Regions from separate parts of the Homo sapiens genome. Here region 2 is linked to region 1. Evidence: chromatin loops called from intact Hi-C (ENCODE). Cell type or tissue: heart right ventricle. All regions are shown on one strand. Links, peaks and the distances in the headings refer to the core of each region. The heading gives the core; the rest is flanking DNA.

Region 1 (10,889 bases), core at 1,968-9,967:
TCTCCCAGGCTCAAGCAATTACCCTGCCTGGGCCTCCCAAGTAGCTGGGATTATAGGCATGCGCCACCACACCTGCCTAATTTTCGTATTTTTAGTAGAGACGAGGTTTCACCATGTTGGATTATAGGCGTGAGCCACCGGGCCTGGCCTTAAATTGATTTTTTTTTTTTTGAGATAGAGTCTTGCTGTGTCGCCCAGGCTGGAATGCAGTGGCGCGATCTCGGCTCACTGCAAGCTCTGCCTGCTGAGTTCACACCATTCTCCTGCCTCAGCCTCCCAAATAGCTGGGACTACAGGCGCCCGCCACCATGCCTGGCTAATTTTTTGTATTTTTAGTAGAGACGAGGTTTCACCGTGTTGGCCGGGCTGGTCTTGAACTCCTGACCTCAAGTGATCCACCCACTTTGGCCTCCCAAAGTGCTGGGATTATAGGCGTGAGCCACCGGGCCTGGCCTTAAATGGATTTTTTTTTTTTTTTGAGACGGAGTCTTGCTCTGTCGCCCAGGCTGGAGTGCAGTGGCGCGATCTCGGCTCACTGCAAGCTCTGCCTGCTGGGTTCACGCCATTCTTCTGCCTCAGCCTCCCAAGTAGCTGGGACTGCAGGCGCCTGCCACCACGCCTGGCTAATTTTTTGTATTTTTAGCAGAGACAGGGTTTTACCGTGTTAGATAGGATGGTCTCGATCTCCTGACCTTGTGATCCGCCCGCCTTGGCCTCCCAAAGTCCTGGGATTACAGGCATGAGCCACCACGCCCGGACTTAAACGGATTTTTGACTTAAGATATTTTCAACTTATGATGCATTTATTGGGACATAACTCCATCGTAAGTCGAGAAGCATTTGTAATTATAAGTTCACAAGAAGCTGCAAAAGTAAGAGGTCCCAGGTACCCATCACCCAGCTTTCCCCAGTGGTAACAGTTTATGTAACTAAAGTAAGTACACTGTCAAAACCAGAGTGTTAACACTGACACAATACAACTAGCTAGACTACAGGTCTTACTAGGATTTCACCAGATTTTGCATCTGCTTGTATATGTTTTTTTATTATTATTATTTTTTTGAGGTGGAGTCTCGCTCTGTTGCCCAGGCTGGAGTGCAGTGGTGCGATCTCAGCTCACTGCAACCTCCACCTCCTGGGTTCAAGCGATTCTCCTGCCTCAGCCTCCCAAGTAGCTGGGACTACAGGCACCTGCCACCACGTCCGGCTAATGTTTTTTGTATTTTTAGTAGAGGCGGGGTTTCACTAGGTTGGCCAGGCTGGTCTTGAACTTCTGACTTTGTGATCTGCCCGCCTCGGACTCCCAAAGTCCTGGGATTACAGGCGTGAGCCAACTACCCCCAGCCTAAAATCTGGTGGTATTTTACACTCTATATTCGTGTATCACTTGTACTATTATTTATTTAACATTTGATTTAAATTGACTCGCTTAAGATTTATACAACTTATTTTAAAAGATATTTTATATCCCTGCCATAAACGAGAAGCCAGTATAACTTGTCGTGAATAGAAGGAAACTATAAAAATAGAGTGAGATTAAATGGTGTAATTCTGTTCTAACTAGATGTTATAGCCTGCCTAAGGCCTGCCGTCTCTTTGTTAAAAAGGGAGATTATGTTTGGGAGGCCAAGGCAAGAGGATTGCTTGAGGCCAGGAGTTCAAGACCAGCCTGAGCAACATAGCGTGACCCCCATCTCTACAAAAAATTTAAAAACTAGCTGGGCATGGTAGCGTGTGCTTATAGTCCTAGCTACTCAGGAGGCTGAGACGGGAGGATTGCTTGAGCCCAAGAGTTGGAGGCTGCAGCGAGCTATGATTGTGCCACTGCATTTCAGCCTGGGTGACAAAGTAAGACCCTGTCTAAAAAAATATAAAGGATGGAGGGGAGATGACAAAGTATCGAGAAGTGTGGGAAGCATAGGAGCACCAGACTGGCCCTTTCTCCCTGGGGTAATCAGAAAAGTTGAAGGAGAGGAGAAAGCAGAAAGTTTCTGTAGTTCTGTATTATAAGGACCCATGCTAGTGAAATGTCTGAAGTTCATCTCAGTACTAGTGTGAGGCCCCTCCACACTTCACCCATGCCTGGTGGCTTCCTGGGGAGTCAGTAACTGACAACTCTGATGTACAGAGCCCCGTATTCAGAGCTGGGGATGCAGAAGCACATTAGGTGAGGTCCTTCCCAGTTTCATGGGGGTTGTGGTGGTCACTGGTGGGATTGAGGCAACCCCGAGGGCTGCAGGAGCATATGGGAAGCACCTAAGACGGGCAGGGGTGAAGGCAGTCAGAGAAGACTCCTGGAGGAGCTGGTTGTTCGTAAATTCTCAGAAGGAATTACTTTTCGGGCCAAGAGGGTGAAGAAGGGAAGAGAAGACAGCACAGGCAGAGGTCTGGAGGGGAGACCAGCGTGGTGTGGTGTGTGTGTCCGAATGGGTTTAGGGAGGGGCAGGAAGGGCATGGTGGGTGTGAGTTGCTGAGACATGAAGGAGTAGGATGGTGGAGGCAGCAGTGAGAGGGGAGGCTGGAGAGGAAACAAGGATCACGACTGCTAAGTGGTGCACGGTTCAGGGGGCGGGGTGGTCAGGCTGCAACAGAGACCTGGATGGAGGCTGCTGGGGCCATGCATCTAGGTGAAAGTGGTGTAACCCTGGCCCAGGATGGCACTGGGAATTGGGAGGTGGGCAGGGCTTGGAGGAGTCTCAGGGAGGTGGGCAGGAGGGAGTGGCTCAGGCGAGGCCCTTGGGCAGGATGGACCCTCAGTCCCCCTCCCGAAGTCCTGAGTAGCCATAGGAGAGGGTCGGGCTCCCCACCCTCTCTTTTCCCATCCTGGCTCTCCTTACCTAGATCAGCCAATCCGTCCCCGTGGTGCCCAGAGGTCTGGCAGACGCAGAGCCTGTTACCTGGGCTGTGTTACTCAGGGACAATGGAAGCTCCCCACCTCTTTGCTGAATCCCACAAGGAAAAAGCTGGAAATCTGTGGCCCTTCTGTAAGGCCATTGCTGTAAGGAAAGGAAGCGGGTTGGTTTTATTTGTATTGTATCCTCAGCACCTGTAGCCCATGTGGGGTACATGGGAGGCCCTCAGGTCATGCGTTGATTGAGTGGATAGGTGGGGGAAGGTCAGCATCTTGCTCATCTTGTATTCCATATGGCTAGTTTGGTGCCTGGTATGTAATAGGTACTTATCAAATTGAGTGAGTGAATGAATGGATGAATGAATGAGTAAAGAGAGAGGGAAGGTAGTAAAAAAGAAAGAAACAGTCTTCTCACTTTTGGCCGGGCGCAGTGGCTCACACCTGTAATCCCAGCACTTTGGGAGGCTGAGGCGGGCGGATCACGAGGTCAAGAGATCAAGACCATCCTGGCCAACAAGGTGAAACCCCGTCTCTACTAAAAAAAAAAAAAAAAAAATACAAAAATTAGCTGGGCGTGGTGGCGCATGCCTGTAGTCCCAGCTACTCAGGAGGCTGAGGCAGGAGAATCATTTGAACCCGGGAGGCTGCAGTGAGTCAAGATTGTGCTACAGCACTCCAGCCTGGTGACAGAGCCATACTCTGTCAAGAAAGAAAGGAAGGAAGGAAGGAAGCGGAGGGGGGGGAGGGAAAGAAAAATAGAAACAGTCTTCTCACTTTTGTATCCCCAGGGCCTATGTACTATCTAGCACATAGTAAGGACTCAATGAATAGTTGAAATTTATATATGTATGCATGAATGAATAAAGGAAGGAGGGAAATAAGGAAAGAAGTAGCCTTGCTCCCTTTGTGTCTTCAGAGCCTAACCAGTGCTAGGCATAGCATAGTAGGTGCTCAGTTAATATCTGCTGGATGTTAACTGCGTGAATGTTGGATGGATCAGAGCCACTCTCTTCCACGTTGGTCTGGCCCTCCCCAGGCGCCCCTTTGTTGACACCTCGGGTGACATTGCATCTGCCCTGGCAGGTGGACGAGCAGATTCATGCCTGCTATGCACAGACCATGGCTGAGTGGCTGGGCTGCGAGGCGATCGTGCGGCAGAGGGAGCGGGAGTCCCATGCGGCCGCCCTGGCCAAATGCTCATCCGGGGCCAGCTTGGACAGCCACCTGCACCGGATGTTGCACAGGGACTCAACCATCAGCAATGAGGTGATGGGCGGCTGGCCTCGGGGAGCGCGGGGGCTGGGGAAGGTCAGGGTCTGCTTCATTGGGCTGTTCTAAGAGTGGTGAAGACTGGGTGTCTGGGGCCTGGTGACAGTCTCACCCCTGGCTTTTTCTTTAAGAGTGTGCGGTGACTTTGGAATCAGACCTGAATTCAAACTCTAGTCCCACCATTTAGTAGTTCTGGGGTTCCCTACCAGTACCTTTTCTTCTGGGCCTCAGTTTTCTGCATCTGTAAAATGGGAATAATCAGGTGTAGAGGAGGTTCGTGTACAGTCCAAACAAGACAATGTATATAAAGTGCCTGGCGCACTGCCTGACTTTCATTGATTCAACAAATGCTTATTGAGTATCTACTATGTGCAGGTACTATCAGGAATATCCTGGGATATCAGGAATGTTCCAGTGACCCAGACAGACTGGTCTGTCCTCCCAGAACTTCCAGTTTAATAGCCCAAAGTAGGATCTCAGTAAAAAGTAGGATCTCACCACCCTTGACTGAGGGTGGTGGCTCACGCCTGTAATCCCAGTACTTTGGGAGGCCAAGGCGGGTGGATCACCTGAGGTCAGGAGTTCAAGACCAGCCTTGGCCAACATGGTGAAACCCCATCTCTGCTAAAAATACAAAAATTAGCTGAGCGCCTGTAATCCCAGCTACTTGAGAGGCCGAGGCAGGAGAATCACTTAAACCCGGGAGGCGGAAGTTGCAGCAAGCCGAGATTGCATCACTGCACTCCAGCACGGGCAACGAGCGAAACTCCCTCTCAAAAAAAAGTTAATTTTCTTCAGCAGTGATGATATCAGTCATCAATTGCCACAATAACAGTGTGTAACAAACAACCACCAAAAATCAATGACTTCCAACAGTCAGCGTTTATTTTTGCTCACAACTCTGGGTCAGCTGGCAAGTTCTGTTCTTAACTGGGCTAGGCGAGGCTTATTCTGGCACCAGCTGTCCGTAACTGGTCAACTAAAACATTTGTTTATCTTGGTTGGGCTCTCGTATTTGCCTGGGGTGACTCAGCTGTGCTCCACGTGGCTCACTGCCCAGCAAGTTAACCTGGACGTGCTCTCACGGTGAAAGCAGATGCCACAGAGAGAAAGCGGAAATGCACAAGGGTGTTCTAAGCCTCTGCTGAGTCAAGTTTGTTAACATCCCATTGACAAAAGCAAGCCACATGGCCAAGTCTAGTGTCAGAGTAGGCAAGGACTATGAGGTTATAGGGCAGAAGCATGTATACAGGGATCATGGGAAAAAAAAAAGTGGAGCCATTAATAGAACCAGTTACTCTGTGAGTTGAACTGAAATATTGGCCAGAAGTCTCAATTACAGAGCAGTTAAAGGTGGGGTGCTCTAGTTGCAGAGGTGAGAGGTGGGAACCCAGAGGTCAAAGCGGTCTCTGAAGAGGCTCCAGGAAGCAGGGAGTGGTGCCCCCCTTTCATTTTACAGCTAGGAAACTGATGCTCTGAGAGAGGACTTGTGCAAGTTAGGAATAGAGATGCAACTAGACTTTCTGGCTCCCAGCCCAGCAGTCCTTCCTGCTCTGGGCCAGGGTGCAGCCTCACCCTCCCTCCCTCCTGCTCTTTCTTTTCTCAGTCCTCCCAGAGCTGCAGTTCGGGCCGCCAGAACATCCGCCTGCACAGCGACTCCAGCAGCAGCACACAGGTGACCTTGTGGAGGCCTCGCCCCCTCCCACCCACTCCTCTCCCTTCTGCCTGGGGTCATGGGGGTTGGGTGTCCGTCATCTGTAGGTCACTTTTTGCTTTATTTGTTTTAGCTTTTTATATTAGCATTAAACATTGTTTTTTGTTTTTTGTTTAGTAATGCAAGAAATATATGGATCTATCACCCCTGCAAAAAACTAAAACATTGTAGAGAAAGTCAAAGTCTGCTTTGATCGTCCTTAATCTCTGCCTGCCCTCTCTTGAAATAACACCACTATCATGAGTTTGCTGTGTTCCTTTCAAAACCTTCTGTATGCATATACATACACAGAAATATATAATCTATAGCAATGTTTGGTAGTTGTTTTTTAAATGTGTACATAAATGCCATCATATATGTTGTTCAACAACTTTCCGTTTCAATTGGTGAAAAGAGATAACTCAATCTCACTCCGTTTTTAAAGAAAAAAGCTGGCTGGGCATGGTAGTTCACACTTGTAATCCCAGCACTTTGGGAGGCCAAGGTAGGCAGATAGCTTAAGCCCAGGAGCTTAAACCCAGTCTGGGCAACATGGCAAAACCCTGTCTCTACAAAAAATACGAAAAAAATCAGTTGGGCATGGTGGTGCGTGCCTGTAGTCCCAGCTGCTCCGGAGGCTAAGGTGGGAGAATCACCAGGGCCCAGGAGGTTGAGGCTGCAGTGAGCCATGATCACGCCACTGCACTCCAGCCTGGGTGACAGAGTGAAACCCTGTCTCACACACACGCACACACAAAGCCAAGTGCAAAAACATGCATAGTGTGTTGTCACCTTTTGTGTAAGAAGAGGCAATATTAATATCTGTATATATTTGCCTCCATTTTTGAGAATGGTATGAGGAGCAACCAGAAACGAATCAGAATGATTACCGAGAGAGGAGGGGGCAGAGACAGAAGCTACATTTCCTTGAATATGCCTTGCTTCCTAATTTTGATTTTGGAGTAAAAAAAAAACTCTGGTTTTGACTCTGAAGCTAGGTAAACTTTTTACATAATTAAAATCAATTGAATCAAAAAGAAGTTTTTGAAAACACAGAAACACATGAAACTAACCATAAATCAAGTTGGTGACATAACCACACAGGGAAGAAATATTTCAGGTGACTTTGGAACATGATCTTTAACTGTGTACCCTTGATATGATCCAAGAACACAAAGAGTCACAAAAAAATCTCTAAAATGTATTCTGGAGATTTTTTTCATAGTATTTCATGTATATCTAACTTGAAAAATTGATTCATAATAGTCAACCACCTGGGTGTAAAAGTAATAGGGTTTTTTTATTTTTTGTTTTTTGGTTTTTTTTTTTTTGCCTTTTCCGTGTGTTAACTAATTTTTTGAATGAGAAAAATTATGTATACATGAGGCTGGGCACGGTGGCTCATGCCTGTAATCCCAGCACTCTGGGAGGCCGAGGCAGGTCAATGACCTGAGATCAGCAGTTCAAGACCAGCCTGGCCAGCATGGTGAAACCCTGACTCTACTAAAAATACAAAAACTAGCTGGGCATGGTGGCACATGCCTGTAATCCAAGCTACTTGGGAGGCTGGGGCAGGAAAATTGCTTGAACCCGGGAGGCGGAGGTTGTGGTGAGCCAAGATCGTGCCACTTCACTCCAGCCTGGGCAACAGAGCGAGACTCCATCTTAAATAAATAAATACATACATAAAAATAAAATTAGGTACACATGGTAAAAGTCTATATGATGAAAAGTTATTGTCTCCCCTTATTTTGATTCCCTAGTACCCCCTTCTCAGAGTCAACTGCACGCGGGGCGTGGTGGCTCACGCCTGTAATCACAGCACTCTGGGAGGCCGAGGTGGGCAGATCACCTGAGGTCAGGAGTTCGAGACCAGCCTGGCCAACATGGTGAAACCCCATCTCTAATAAAAATGCAAAAATCAGCCAGGCATGGTGGCGAGTGCCTGTAATCCCAGCTACTCGGGAGGCTGAGGCAGGAGAATCACTTGATCCCGGGAGGTGGAGGTTGCAGTGAGCCAAGATTGTGCCACTGCACTCCAGCCTGGGCAACAAGAGAGAAACTCCATCTCAGAAAACAAGACAAAACAGAGTCAACTGCAGTACTTTTTTGTCTCTTTGTGGATTATTTTATGCATACACAAGCACATAGATCACTTTTTTATTGCTGTTTGAGACAGAGTCTCACTCCCATCACCCAGGCTGGAGTGCAGTGGCATGATGGTCACAGCTCACTGAAGTCTTGACTCCCCAGGCTTGGGTGATTCTCCCACCTCAGCCCCTCAAGTAGCTGAGACCACATGTGTGTGCCACCATACCAGGCTAATTTTTTGTATTTTTTGCAGAGACCAGGTTTCACCGTGTTGCCCAGGCTGGTGTCAAACTCTTGGGTTCAAGCAGTCCACCTGCCTTGGCCTCCCAAAGTTCTGGGATTGCAGGCGTGAGCCACCATGCCCAGCCTAGATCACTTTCTTATTTGTCACAAATGGGAGCGTATATTACACCTTGTTTTGCCTCGTTCTTTTCACTGACTGTATGGTATTCCACTGCATGCTTGATCCATATTTAAGCCGATCACCTGTTGTTGGATGTTTAGGTTGCTGATGTAAGTAATGCTGCAGTCGACATGCCGGTCCATCTGTTTTTGTGCACCTTGTCCTCAGGTGTTTGAGTCTGTGGATGAGGTGGAGCAGGTGGAGGCTGAAGGCAGATTGGAGGAGAAACAGCCCAAGATCCCCAATGGGAACCTAGTGAACGGCACTTGTTCCCCAGACTCGGGTCATCCTTCCTCCCATAACTTCTCCTCGGGCCTCTCAGAGCACTCAGAGCCCAGTCTGAGCACAGAAGACAGTGTCTTGGACGCCCAGCGGAACACCCCCACGGTGCTGCGACCTAGGGATGGCAGCGTGGATGACAGGCAGAGCAGCGAGGCCACCACATCTCAGGATGAGGCTCCCCGGGAGGAGCTGGCCGTGCAGGACAGCCTGGAGAGTGACCTCCTGGCCAACGAGAGCATGGACGAGTTCATGTCCATCACGGGCAGCCTGGACATGGCCCTGCCTGAAAAGGACGATGTTGTGATGGAGGGCTGGAGGAGCAGCGAGACAGAGAAACATGGCCAGGCGGACAGTGAGGACAACCTCTCGGAGGAGCCTGAGATGGAAAGTCTCTTCCCTGCCCTGGCTTCTCTGGCTGTGACTACTTCTGCCAACGAGGTGTCCCCTGTGTCTTCCAGCGGCGTCACCTACTCTGTAAGTCACCAGGACCCTCCGTTCCATTTCCTTCTTTCCAGCTGCAGGAGGGTGGGATGTACTACAAGCCTGTTATCCAGAATGACCCCGGAGTCAGACCTCTGGTTCGTTGCATTTTTTCCGTCATGGAGGATTCACTGTAGAAACCCATTTGGGAGAGAAGATAACGTAGCATTTAAAAAGGGGGGCTGGGCACTGTGGCTCACACCTGTAATCCCAGCACTTTGGGAGGCTGAGGGGGGTGGATCACGAAGTCAGAAGATCGAGACCATCCTGGCTAACATGGTGAAAACCTGTCTCTACTAAAAGTACAAAAAATTAGCCGGGCGTGGTGGCAGGCACCTGTAGTACCAGCTACTTGGGAGGCTGAGGCAAGAGAATGGCGTGAACCCGGGAGGCGGAGCTTGCAGTGAGCCGAGATCGCACCACTGCATTCCAGCCTGGACAACAGAGCAAGATCTCAAAAAAAAAAAAAAAAAAAAAAAAAACGTGTACAGTGTTATAATATTTTATGCAACTACTGTAAATGTCAGTGCTTGCATTATTTTAACAGAGTAATAGGTAAGCCATGTAGTAAACTGTCCTAATTTTTGTCTTTCCTGTAAAAAAATTTGTTTTTCCTAGATGTGTTTTCCTTTTCCTGTTTTCTTTTTCTTAGTTTGCTGCATATTTAAAGTCAGTTCACCCCCAGAAGTCTTTGCCACTTTCCTAAATCTCTTTTCAAACATTTAGACATATCATGTTTTTCATTTGTTCTGTGTGTCCAAGGACTTCTCCCCAAAAGCCTACTGATGCCCTCCACTCCACTGCACCTGATGTGTCATTATCATTCACAATCTTCCTCGTCCTGATCTTGAGCTTCCTTTTGTGTCAGTCATGTTTTCCTCTTTCTTAGTCTACTCTCTTATTTAGATGAAGCACATACCTCAGTGGCTTCCACATTTTTTGCTTTTCTTTTCTTTTTTTTTTTTTTTTTTAATTGAGACAGGGTCTCGCTCTGTCACCTAGGCTGGAGTGCAGTGGCGTGATCTCGGCTCACTGCAACCTCTGCGTCCCGAATTCATGCCATTCTCTTGCCTCAGCCTCCCAAGTAGAAGGACTACAGGCGCCCGCCACCACGCCCGGCTAATTTTTTGTGTTTTTAGTAGAGATAGGGTTTCACCGGGTTGGCCAGGATGGTCTCGATCTGCTGACCTCGTGATCTGCCTGCCTTGGCCTCCCAAAGTGCTGGGATTACAGGCGTGAGCCTCCATGCCTAGCTTGCTTCTCTTTTTTATCATTTCTTTGTCCTTCTGTGCTGAATTCTGGATTGTTTGTTCAGATCTCCTTTCAATTCAGTAATTCTCTCTTCCAGAATGTTTTATTTTCTGTCACCTATCTCTAGTGTTTAATATATTTTTTAACATTTTATTTGGCCTTTCTTCAAATATGCTATAAAATGACTTACTTGATTATTTTATAGTCTCTTGCTTTTTTTTTTTTTTTGAAATAGTCTCCTTCTGTGCGTGATTTGGAGGGCAGTGGCGCAATCACTGCAGCCTTCACCTCCTGGGCTCAAGCAATCCTTCCTCCCACCTCAGCCCCACAAGTAGCTGGGACTACAGGGCTGTACCACCATGCCTGGCTAATTTTTTGTATTTTTTATAGAGATGGGGTTTTGCCATGTTGCTCAGGCTGGTCTTGAACTGGCCTCAAGTGATCTACCCGCTGTGACCTCCCAGAGTGTTGGAATGACAGGCATGAACCAGTGCACCCCAGCTTTTGTTCTTATTGTTAACCTCTTCTTTCTTTCTTTCTTTCTTTCTTTCTTTCTTTCTTTCTTTCTT
Region 2 (10,889 bases), core at 1,569-9,568, 90 kb before region 1:
TCTTGGCTCTGCCCACCTCCCTGTATTGGCTGTGCCCTCAGGCTATCAGGCAATGGCAGCACATAAAGTGCTAGTGCCCAGATGTGGAGCTTTCAAGAGTGGAGAAATCATTCCCAGAAGGCACCTAGCTGACTTCTCCTGTGTCTCATTGGCCAGAACTGTGTCACTTGCTCACATCTAAACCGACCACTGACAAAGGAAACAGGAGCATCATGATTTTTATTTATTTACTTATTTTTAATTTTTTTATTTCAATAGTTTTTGGGGGAACAGGTGGTGTTTGGTTACATGAATAAGTTCTTTAGTGGTGATTTCTGAGATTTAGGTGCACTCACCACCCGAGCAGTGTACACTGTACCCAATGTGTAGTCTTTTATCCCTCCCCACTCCATGCTTCCCCCAGAGTCCCCAAAGTCCATTGTATCTTTTTGTGTGTGTGTGTGCGTGTGAGACAGAGTTTTGCTCTTGTTGCCCAGGCTGGAGTGTAATGGCGGGATCTCGGCTCACTGCAACCTCTGCCTTGCAGATTCAAGCAATTCTCCTGCCTCAGCCTCCCGAGTAGCTGGGATTACAGGCATGCACCACCACGCCCAGCTGATTTTGTATTTTTAGTAGAGACGAGGTTTCTCCATGTTGGTCAGGCTGGTCTCAAACTGCCAACCTCAGGTGATCCACCCACCTCGGCCTCTCAAACTGCTGGGATTACAGACATGAGCCATCGCACCGGCCCATTGCATCGTTTTTATACTTTTGTGTCCTTATAGCTTAGCTCCCACTTACAAGTGAGAACACAGAATGTTTAGTTTCCCGACTGGGTGCGGTGGCTTACGCCTGTAATCCCAGCACTTTAGGAGGCCGAGGCGGGCGGATCATGAGGTCAAGAGATCGAGACCATCCTGGCCAAAATGGTGAAACCCTGTCTCTACTAAAATTACAAAAATTAACTGGGTGTGGTGGTGCGCACCTGCAGTCACAGCTACTAGGGAGGCTGAGGCAGGGGAATCACTTGAACCCGGGAGGTGGAGGTTGCAGTGAGCCAAGATTGTGCCACTGCACTCCAGCCTGGTGACAGAGTGAGACTCCATCTCAAAAAAAAAAAAAAAAAAAGAAAAGAAAAGAAAAAGAAAAGAAAAAAAGACTGGGTGTGGTGGCTCACGTCTGTAATCCCAGCATTTTGGGAGGCCAAGGCAGGTGGATCACCTGAGGTCAGAAATTCCAGACCAGCCTGGCCAACATGGTGAAACCCCGTCTCTACTAAAAATCCAAAAAATATATAGGTACTCCGGAGGCTGAGACAGGAGAATCACTTGAACCCGGGAGGCGGAGGTTGCGGTGAGCTGAGATTGCGCCACTGCACTCCAGTCTGGGTGACAGAGTGCGACTCCATCTCAAAAAAAAAAAAAAAATGTTTACTTTCCCATTCCTGAGTTACTTCTCTTAGAATAATGGTCTCCAACTCCATCCAGGTTGCTGCAATGCCATTATTTCATTCCTTTTTATGGCTGAGTAGTATTCTGTGGTATATATATTATATTTTCTTTATCCACTCATTGATTGATGGACATTTGGGCTGGTTCCATATTTTTGCAACTGCGAATTGCAGGAGCACCATGATTGACTTAGTCCAGTCAGGACCTACCTAGATGGGAAGAAGAACAGGGTCTTCCAAGGCAGTGGCCAATGTGTAGAGTTGGATACCTGGGCAAATTCAGTTTCATTAAAAAGAGGGGGAGGCAAACGAATATTGAGGTGACAACTGTATTAGTCAGTGTTCTCCAGAGAAACAGAACCAACAAGATGTACATATATACACACATATAAATATATGCACACTTATATATGTATGCATCTATACATATATAAGGAGATTTATTACAAGAACTTGGCTTATACAATTATGCAAGCTGAGAAGTCCCAGGATTTGCAGTCAGCAAACTGGAGGCCCAGGAGGGCTGATAGTGCAGTTTTAGTCTGAGTCCGAAGGCCCGAGGCCCAGGAAGAGCAGAGGTTTCAATTTGAGTCAGAAGGTGGGAAAAGATGTCGCAGCTCAAACAGTCAGGCAGGAGGAGTTTCCTCTTGTTCTGCCTTTTTTTGTTCCATTCAGATCTTCAATTGATTGAATGAGGCTTACCTACATCAGAGACAGCAATCTGCTTTACTCAGTCGATGGATTCAAACATTAATCTTATCTACAAACACCCTCACAGTCACGCCCAGAATAACCTTTGAGCAAATGTTTGAGCACCCCTGGTCCAAGCAAGTTGACAGATAAAATTCACCATCGCAGCAACAAGGAGTATCTGCTGCATAGGGCATGCAACACAACATTAATCAAGATTTCTCTGTATAGTAAGAGGCTCAAGAGTGCCTCGGCCTGAATCTAGCCTCTCTTACTTTCCAGCTGCATGTCTTGGTTAAGCTGTTTTTTTTTTCTCTCTTTTTTTTTTTTTGAGACGGAGTCTAGTTCTTTTGCCCAGACTGGAGTGCAGTGGTGCAAGCTTGGCTCACTGCAACCTCTGCCTCCCGGGTTCACACAATTCTCCTGCCTCAGCCTCTCGAGTAGCTGGGATTACAGGCACACACCACCAGGCCCGGCTAATTTTTTTTTGTATTTTTAGTAGAGACAGGGTTTCACTATGTTGGCCAGACTGGTCTCGAACTCCTGACCTCATGATCCGCCTGCCTCGGCCTCCCAAAGTGCTGGGATTACAGGTGTGAACCACCACGCCTGTGTTGGCCAGGCTGGTCTCGAACTCCTGACCTCAGGCGATCCACCCGCCTCGGCCTCCCAAAGTGCTGGGATTACAGGTGTGAGCCACCGCGTCCGGCCTAGCCTGGACTTTCTTAGCATTTTTCATTTACGCTGATCACAGAGCTGACCTTTCCCAGCTGAGGGCGCTGAAGAAACATTGCTGGAGAAAGAGGCTTCTCTTAACTGGTTCCAGCTGCTGCACCACTGGTCAGCGCTAAGGGTGTGAGGTGTCATAGGCCAGGTAATGGGATTCTCAGACACTGGGGGAGGCTTTGGGACCCAGGTAAATTTTCCTATTCTGGCCACAGGGAGAGTGCAACTCTTCCCAAGCTGATCTTAGGTGATGGTGCCCCTAGTGGTGAGTGTTCCAACTGCAGCAGGGTGCAATCCCTGGTCCCATGGAATTCAGGGTTCCAATGTCACCTGCTCAGTGGGGCCTCCCTCAACCACTCTGTTTCATAATAAAATCCCCATCTGTCTGGGCCCTCCCTGTCTCCCCTGCCTACTTTGTTTTCCTCCAGAACTTTCCAACATACTCTATTATTTGCTTATTTTATTGTCTGCTTCCTAAGCTCCACGAGGGCAGAGCTTTTTGCCTGTCTCGTTCACTTAGAAGTATCTAGCACAGTCACCTGGCACACAGTAGGTGTTCATAAATATCTGTTGACCTGAGTTGCATGCAGGTCAACCATGCCCTCCTGCCAGTTGCAACTGCACCAAACACCATGGAGTCCTTTATCTTGGAGGAAAAGCTCCAGGTTTTCAAGGACCAGCACAGGTCAACTTCCCAGACTTTGTGCTTGGCAGGAAAAGGAAAAATGTGGGTTTTGAAAAATGATTCCCTAGAGTGAGGCTTAGGCACCCTACCACCTTCCTAAAGTACCCCAGTTAACTTAGGGGTGAAGCCAAGGAGAGGAACTAATGGATCAATCACTTTGGTCCTCAGGTCAGAATCCTGGCGGCCACACACTTGTTAAACAAACAGGGATGAAACCCCCTCCAGGCTTGGCTTTGTCAATGACATAAGGCTCATAGGGTTAGCGTGGGGTGGAAGGAGGGTCAATAAGATCATGTGAGCAAAACCCAAAGCCCTTAGCGCAGTGCCTGCCACATAGTAGGTGCGCAATATATGATTATTTTTGCTGCCAAGCAACCATTTCCCATTCTCCTGGGGGACTTGCTGGAGATTGTGGAGCAGGGGTTTGTGATTGAGACACCTCTCCCCAAGCCAATGGGCAGGCTTGTGTCCCAGGTCAGGACAATCAGGCACTCCCTCCATAGGATGAAAACCTTAAACGAATGGCATTCTCTTTACCAGAGCAGCAGTGCCCTAACCACACTGTCCTTGCCAGGCAAATATTCCCAAGATTCCCCTTTCTGGCCTTCCAGAGCCACCTTGATTTCATCCCATTTCCCAGTTCTCCAGGCTCCCATGGGCTCTGGGATCACATATTATCTTCCCAGTTTATTTCCTTTTGCCTGAGGAAGCCAAAGTCAGCTTCTGTGGCTTACGGCCAGAGACCCCTGACACTGACCAATGGAAAAAAGGGGGCTCTGGATCCACTGCTGCACGGAGAGGCACTCTAAGCTGCCCTCTAGTCCTTCTGAAGGAAGGCCTGAATACTGGGGGACCCTAAAAGGCATTGCAAATCCTTAACATCACCATCAAAGTCATACAGGGTTTTGGCCCTGCACCTCTCTGGCCAACATCCCACCACCGTCCCCATTGTTCACACCACTCCAGCCCCACAGGCATCTGTGCTATTTGTCACTGTTTGACTGGACACACTCCCTCCTCAGGGACTTTGCATTTGCTGTTCCCTTGACTCAACTGCTCTTCCTCCAGAAATCCCCATGGCCTACTCCTTTTCCTCTTTGCTTAAATGTCACCTGCTCAGTGGGGCCTCCCTCAACCACCCTACTTCAGAATACGATCCCCAGGGGTCTGGGCCCTCCCTGTCCCCCTTGCCTACTTAATTTTTCTCCAGAACTTTCCAGCATGGTCTGTCCTTTTCTTACATATTTTGTTGTCCGCCTCCTAAACTCCATGAGGGCAGAGTTCATTGTCTGTCTTGCTCACTTAGAAATCTCTAGCACAGTCACTTGGCACAGAGTAGGTGCTCAATAAATATTGACCTGAGTTGCATTCTGGGTGGATACAGTTAGGGACTTGGGGTGACCAGGGGCTCTTGATGGAACAAGGCTTTTCCCACAGAGCCCACTGCTTGCTCAGCCCCAGAGATCCTGGCTGACAAGTGCCTCCTTTTGGGGCCAGACTCCTGGGAAAACCCCACTCCTCCAGTGACCTGCATGTCGGGGAGGGAGCCACTTAAGTCCCGGCCTCTCCTGAATGGATAACCAGTGTATCTTGGAAGACTCTTTTTTTTTTTTTTTTTTTTGAGATGGAGTTTCACTTTTGTTGCCCAGGCTGGAGTGTGGTGGCACAATCTTGGCTCACTGACACCTCTGCCTCCAGGGTTCAAGCAATTCTCATGCCTCAGCCTCCTGAGTAGCTGGGATTACAGGAGCACGCCACCATGCCTGGCTAATTTTTGTATTTGTATTTTTTTTATTTTTTGAGACGGAGTCTCACTCTGTCGCTCAGGCTGGAGTGCAATGGCGCCATGTTGGATCACTGTAACCTCTGCTTCCCGGGTTCAAGAGATTCTCCTGCCTTAGCCTCCCCAGTAGCTGGGATTACAGGCAGCTCGCCATCATGTCCGGCTAATTTTTGTATTTTCGTAGAGACGGGGTTTCACTATGTTGGCCAGGCTGGTCTCGAACTCCTGACCTCAAGTGATCTGCCCGCCTCGGCCTCCCAAAGTGTTGGGATTACAGGCGTGAGCCACCGCGACCGGCTGGAAGACCCTCAATAATAATAATTAATAATAATAACAGTAACAGTGGCAAGCATTTATGCTCGCTGGCCTTTCCCCCTGGGTCTGTATTAAGGGCTTCACATCCAATATCTCACTTAAGGCTCAGATCGTTCTGAGACCCATTATGCCCATTTTATACCACATTATACCCATTTTAAAGATGAGAAAACTGAGGCTTGGAGAATATCGGTAGTAGCCCCACCATTTCCTGTGACTTCCTGGAGCCTGGCCCACAGAGGAGGGTTCAGGACGGACGCTTTCCTTCCCCGCCCTAGGGAAGAGGGAGGGACGCGGGCGCTGGCGTGGAGGTTGGGGGAGCCTGAGAGGCTCGGGCGCTGGGTGCGCGGGAGGGAGCGTGCGTGCTTGGCGCGAAGGCTCCTGGCGCAGGCGACCCGGCTGCCCCGCCGAGCGGTGGCTTTCCGGAGGGGTGGGGCGGCCGCCTCGGGTCCTGACGTCGGGCGCCCTCCGGCCGTCACTCAGCGCTCGGCCCCGCCCCGCCGCGGCTGCAGCAGCAGCGCCGCGGCCGGAGGAGCTACCGCCGCCACCGCCGCCACCGCCTCCTGGGACTCGGAACGCAGCGCTCGGAGCCATGGCCTCGGCCCCCGCGGGTAAGAGGCCGCTGGACACGAGGGCGGCGGGAGGGCAGCGCCCGGCCCCCGCACCCTCTCTCGGCTGACCCGCGGCTCTCGTTTCTTGTCCCACAGAGGCGGAGACCCGACAGAGGCTGCTACGCACCGTCAAGAAGGAGGTGGGTGCCGGGGTGGGGGCACTGGGCAGGACTCCCCCGGCAGCAGCGGCCAAACGGGAAAAGAGTCTTCGTGGAAGGGTGGCCTCTGGCGGCGGGGGGGCGGCCAGAACAGGTGTGGGGCTCACCTGGGTGGGCATTGACCTCCCGCAGGGCAGGAGGCGCAGCGAGGGAGTTTGGGGGTGGGCGTAGGTGTGGGGAGGCTTTGGCCCATTTGAGGCTTTTTGCGGGGGCGGATGTAGCGTGAGGGCCCTCCAGGTGTGGGGCACACCTGGATGTATCCCGATAGGACCTCCTCTTGTGGAGGAGCAGGTGGGCGCGGCTCAGGAAGGGGACCTTCCAAGAGAGAGAAGCTGCTAGGGGGACGCCCCCCACAGGGTGTGCTGGAGGAGGGGCTCTGAATGGGGCTGCCGAAGGTGGGGCACGCTTCAGGAAAAGGCAGAAGGAAAATAAAACCTCCCTTCCCAGCCCCCGAATTCTCAGTCCTTGGAGCCACCTCCAAGAGCCAGGGGACTCCCTCCCTGAGAGTCACGGGTCAGTGAGCTGCTCCCCTGGCAGTAGGGGTCCCTTCACTCCCCCCGCCCCACTCCCACCCCACATTCAGAGGGTGAGAATCAGAGAGGTTCTGCCATTCCTCTGCCCCTCCACTCTCCTTGGGGTCAGCGCGTGGAGAGGGGGGCAGTCTAGTCTTTAGGGCTCATGGCCAATGACCTCCCAGAACCCCATAGACAGAATTTATAGTCCTTGGGGTAGCATCTCGATGCCTGGACTGCGTGCTCTGGTGTGTATACCTGCATGGGTGAGGACCTGTGGCTGTGAGTGTGTGCGTATGAGAATGTCTGTGCATCTGTCTGGAGATACCTAAGTGTATCTCTTTGCACTGTGTGTACACGTATCTATGTGTGTCTTTGTATCTGTTTTTGTGAGGGTGGGTCTGTGTGTGTATATTGTGTGGTGCATGAGTCTGTGAATGAGTGATGCTGTGAGTGTGTGTGTGTATCTTGAGTAGGTGTGTGGCATGTGATGCATGAGTCTGCATGAATAACTAGGGCTGTGACTCCGTCTGTGTGCGTGTGTCTTGTGTGTTGCCCTCCCCATTCTTCAGTCTCAGACCCCATTGCTGCTGTGTCTTCATCACTTTTGAACCTTATCAGCGCTTAGCCCAAGGCCTTGCATGGCAGCAGACATCGTGGGCTGGCCTGGTTTCTGGGCCTGGCTTTCAGTGTGTGTGTGTGTACATGCGTGCATGTGTGTGTATGTGTTGGGGGTGTTGGCTGAGGTGGCAGCATCAAGCATCACTGATGACCCCTCCTTCCCTGCACAGTGGCAGACAGCCACCAAGGGCAGCCTCGAGGCTTGGACCTGTTGCTGCTCCTCCGTCCTCCGGGAGCATGAGTATGTGCCTGCGTGTGTGTGTGTGTGTGTGTGTGTCTCTGTGTGTGGCATGTCCTATTTTGTTTAAAGAATGAGCTCCAGGGCTGCTTGCACATTCTAGCATTTTCGAATGAGACATGCAAAATACATTGGATCCCTCAGAAAGGCCCAGAAGTTTTCAGCTCAGCCCTTGTATAGACTCCTGTGGGTATTCCAAGGGAGATCCATCTAGAACCTCTTATCTTTTTTTTTTCTTGGTGTTTTTTTTTTTTTTTTGAGACGGAGTCTCGCTCTGTTGCCCAGGATAGAGTACAGTGGCACAGTCTCCACTCACTAAAAACTCCACCTCCTGGGTTCACGCCATTCTCCTGCCTCAGCCTCCCAAGTAGCTGAGACTACAGGAGCCACCATGTCCGGCTAATTTTTTATTTTTTTATTTTTAGTAGAGACGGGGTTTCACCACGTTAGCCAGGATGGTCTCGATCTCCTGACCTCGTGATCGCCTGCCTCGGCCTCCCAAAGTGCTGGAATTACAGGCGTGAGCCACTGCTCCCAGCCTAGAACCTCTTTTCAATAGAACTCACAGACCAACAACATCCTTGTCACTTTCAGTGGAGGGGCATGTACCTTACAAAGCACCTGCTGTCTTTTTGTTCGTGGTTTAACCAGACCTACGTGTAATATGTGTCCCTGAGATGTTTTTGCCTGGGGTAGCTTTGTTTTTAAGGCAATGGTTGGTTGAATGGGGAGGGGGCTGCAGGCAGAAGAGAACACCAGTAAGACATCTGGGGAAGGCTCTGGCTGAGGCCCAGGTCCCAGCTCAGCTACCATCTTCCTCAGTTTCCTGCGCAGGTTCCTTCTTCTCTCTAGGAGTCAGTTTCTCCATCTGCAGAAGGATGCATTAGTATCAGTGTCCTCTAAGGTCTGACCCGTGTCAGTCTAGTTTGGGTCTTGGGCTCAAAGAGGGGGAATAACTTGCCCAAGAGCACACAGCCAAGATGGGACAGAGTTGGGACTTACCCCCCAGGTCTTTTTGATGTCAGAGCCACACTCTGACCCTCCCATCCCACAAACATGCTCATCCAAATCTACACGGTGCCACACCTTGGACAGAATGTGTGGGCAGTACAGTTTCTACTGTACAGATGAGAACACTGTGGCCCAGAGACAATAAGTGACATTTCAAGGGCACAGAACCAGTGTGAGGGAACAGGTTCCGTTCTTCTGTCTTTTGAGTTCCTATTCAACATAGGTACCCTAAGAACATGGCAACAACTCGGTGCCCCCCAAAGCACGTCTCCCCTGTCCTTTCCTTCCTTTGCTTACCTCTTTGGGGAGCATCTCTCTCAGTGTCAGAGAGCCAGTCTCTAGTGGAACAGAAGGGAAAGCTCTTTGCCTAGAAATCTGAGAGTCAAATCAGATCTCCCTCCTCCCCACTCTCTGGGTTCAAAGGAGCCACATCTCTGCCTGTCACAGCCTCACCCAGAGACTGCATTGTATGTACACATATCTACATGTGTCTGTGTGTATATCTGTCTTCTGTGTGTACATCTGTTTCCCCAGCCTTCTTTCTAGAAGGAGTGCCTTAACAATCGACATCTCTAGATAGGCTGGGCAGCTCTGCAAGGTTTGCCAGAGCCACTGCAGCCACGAAGGGGCCAACAGAGGCTGGGAGCTGGAAACTGTCCAGTGCTGGCCTGGGGAGCCAGCTGGACACAGCACCCATGAGGCAGGTCAAGAAGAACTTTGGGCTCAACTAGAGCTGGATTCCAACCCCAGATGTGTTTATTTACTGAGGGCTGTGTGTCAGACCCTGGGCTAGGTTCTGTGGATATAGCAGGGACAGGCCCCTTGTAGATGGGCCCTGTCCCTGTCCTCCTGGGGCTGACCTTGCAGCGGAGGAAACACACTCCCAACAGTTACCTTATCAAAATTACAAGGATAATTACAGGCTGTGAACAGAGATGTGAAGGAGAGGCACCCGGGGCTGCAAGAACCCAAAACAGGGACAACTGACCATGTGCAGGGGCCCAGGATATGACGTTTCAGAAGACAGGTGCAAGATGAGTAGGACTTTAAGGTGAAGATAAGAGGGTTGAGAGACACTAAGAAAAACCATTCCTGGCAGAAGGTTTTGTACATGCAGAAGCTTTGTGGCTGGAGGGAACACTGTGAATTTGAAGGAACCGAAGTGACCGGAGCAGAGACAAAGGAGAAAGGTGCAGATGCGGAGAAGGCGGAACATGTGGTCTTATCCCAAAAGCAAGGGAAAGGAATGGGGAGGACATCGAGAACAGGGAAAGAAGGTGATGGAGCTGAAATTGCTGGCCTGTTCACTGCACAATCTTAGACAAGATCTGTCTTTACCTTTATCAGTGTGTGGGTTTCCGTTTATTCATAATGGGGATGAAAATGATTCAGCTGGCAAGATAAACCCTGCGAGAACACCCACCACGTTAGCCTGAGCTCCTCCAGGGCAAGCATCCTTTTTTTTTTTCCCTCTGTCCTCGGTACCACCAAGAGAAAGCTGGAAACAAGGTGGCCTCAGCGTGATTTCCTCCAGTTAAATCTGACCAGCTCTATCTTGGCTCCTTCCTGGCTTCCTTTACCCTCCCTGCCAACCCTTAATTTTGTTTTGGTTCCCAGAGCGAGCAGGGACTGGCTTCCCGTTGCCATAACAACTGCCATTAAAGGAGCCAGCCATGTGATGCCAGTTGATAATGGAAGCAAAGTGACTAACTGCCTTGTTTTCCTGCCTCTGGGCTGGGCCTAGAAAGCCTCTTAATTGGAGGGGAGAATGCAGGGGCTGGTGGGAGGCAGATGAGACCCCAGGAAGGAGACAGGGAGATGAGGCAGGTCCTGGAGTGGAAGCTACATTTAGCTCTGCGACCGGAGCTGGTGGAAGGGCTGTAATTGGGGAGCCATCATCATAGCTGCTGAACAGAGCCTGTTTGGAGAACTGAGCCTCCCAGCCTCTGGGTTAGGGGTGATGAGATGGGAGAGGCAGGCAGGACTTGCTAAGAAGGTTGGAGAAAAACGAGAGAAGCAATTGACGTTACCATGGGGACCCTGCAGTTTTACTGTGACCCAGTGGTTCTTAATGAAGGGGAGCAGTTTTGTCTCCCGTCCCTAGGTTTGG

What was found. Peaks named below come from ENCODE experiments on the same cell type or tissue, not always from the same donor. Only the 100,000 strongest peaks of a DNase experiment are listed, where the experiment ranks them.
Region 2: it touches region 1 in a loop (4-fold over the local background); 5 of 110 quality-filtered maps call a loop at or near these places.

The regions. Positions count from the first base shown.
Region 1 is chr22:24,889,497-24,900,385 of GRCh38, forward strand. SGSM1 (small G protein signaling modulator 1) reads left to right here. Exons shown (of 25, transcript NM_001098497.3): 17 at 3,935-4,117; 18 at 5,727-5,795; 19 at 8,476-9,063. Among named protein-coding and RNA genes, the nearest start is that of LHFPL7, 52 kb to the right of the region's middle. RefSeq lists enhancers at 2,146-2,647, 8,271-8,771, 8,772-9,272. In heart right ventricle, for the core only: no CTCF peak of the experiment used is centred there; DNase peaks (open chromatin) are centred at 5,165 and 5,665; H3K4me3 peaks cover 1,264 bases; H3K27ac peaks cover 2,137 bases.
Region 2 is chr22:24,800,106-24,810,994 of GRCh38, forward strand. It overlaps SGSM1 (small G protein signaling modulator 1), which reads left to right and starts at 6,106. Exons shown (of 25, transcript NM_001098497.3): 1 at 6,106-6,239; 2 at 6,336-6,379. The coding sequence starts at 6,221. RefSeq lists a silencer at 5,944-6,153. In heart right ventricle, for the core only: CTCF peaks have their summits at 3,111 and 3,311; DNase peaks (open chromatin) are centred at 3,116, 6,036 and 7,756; H3K4me3 peaks cover 1,374 bases; H3K27ac peaks cover 2,167 bases.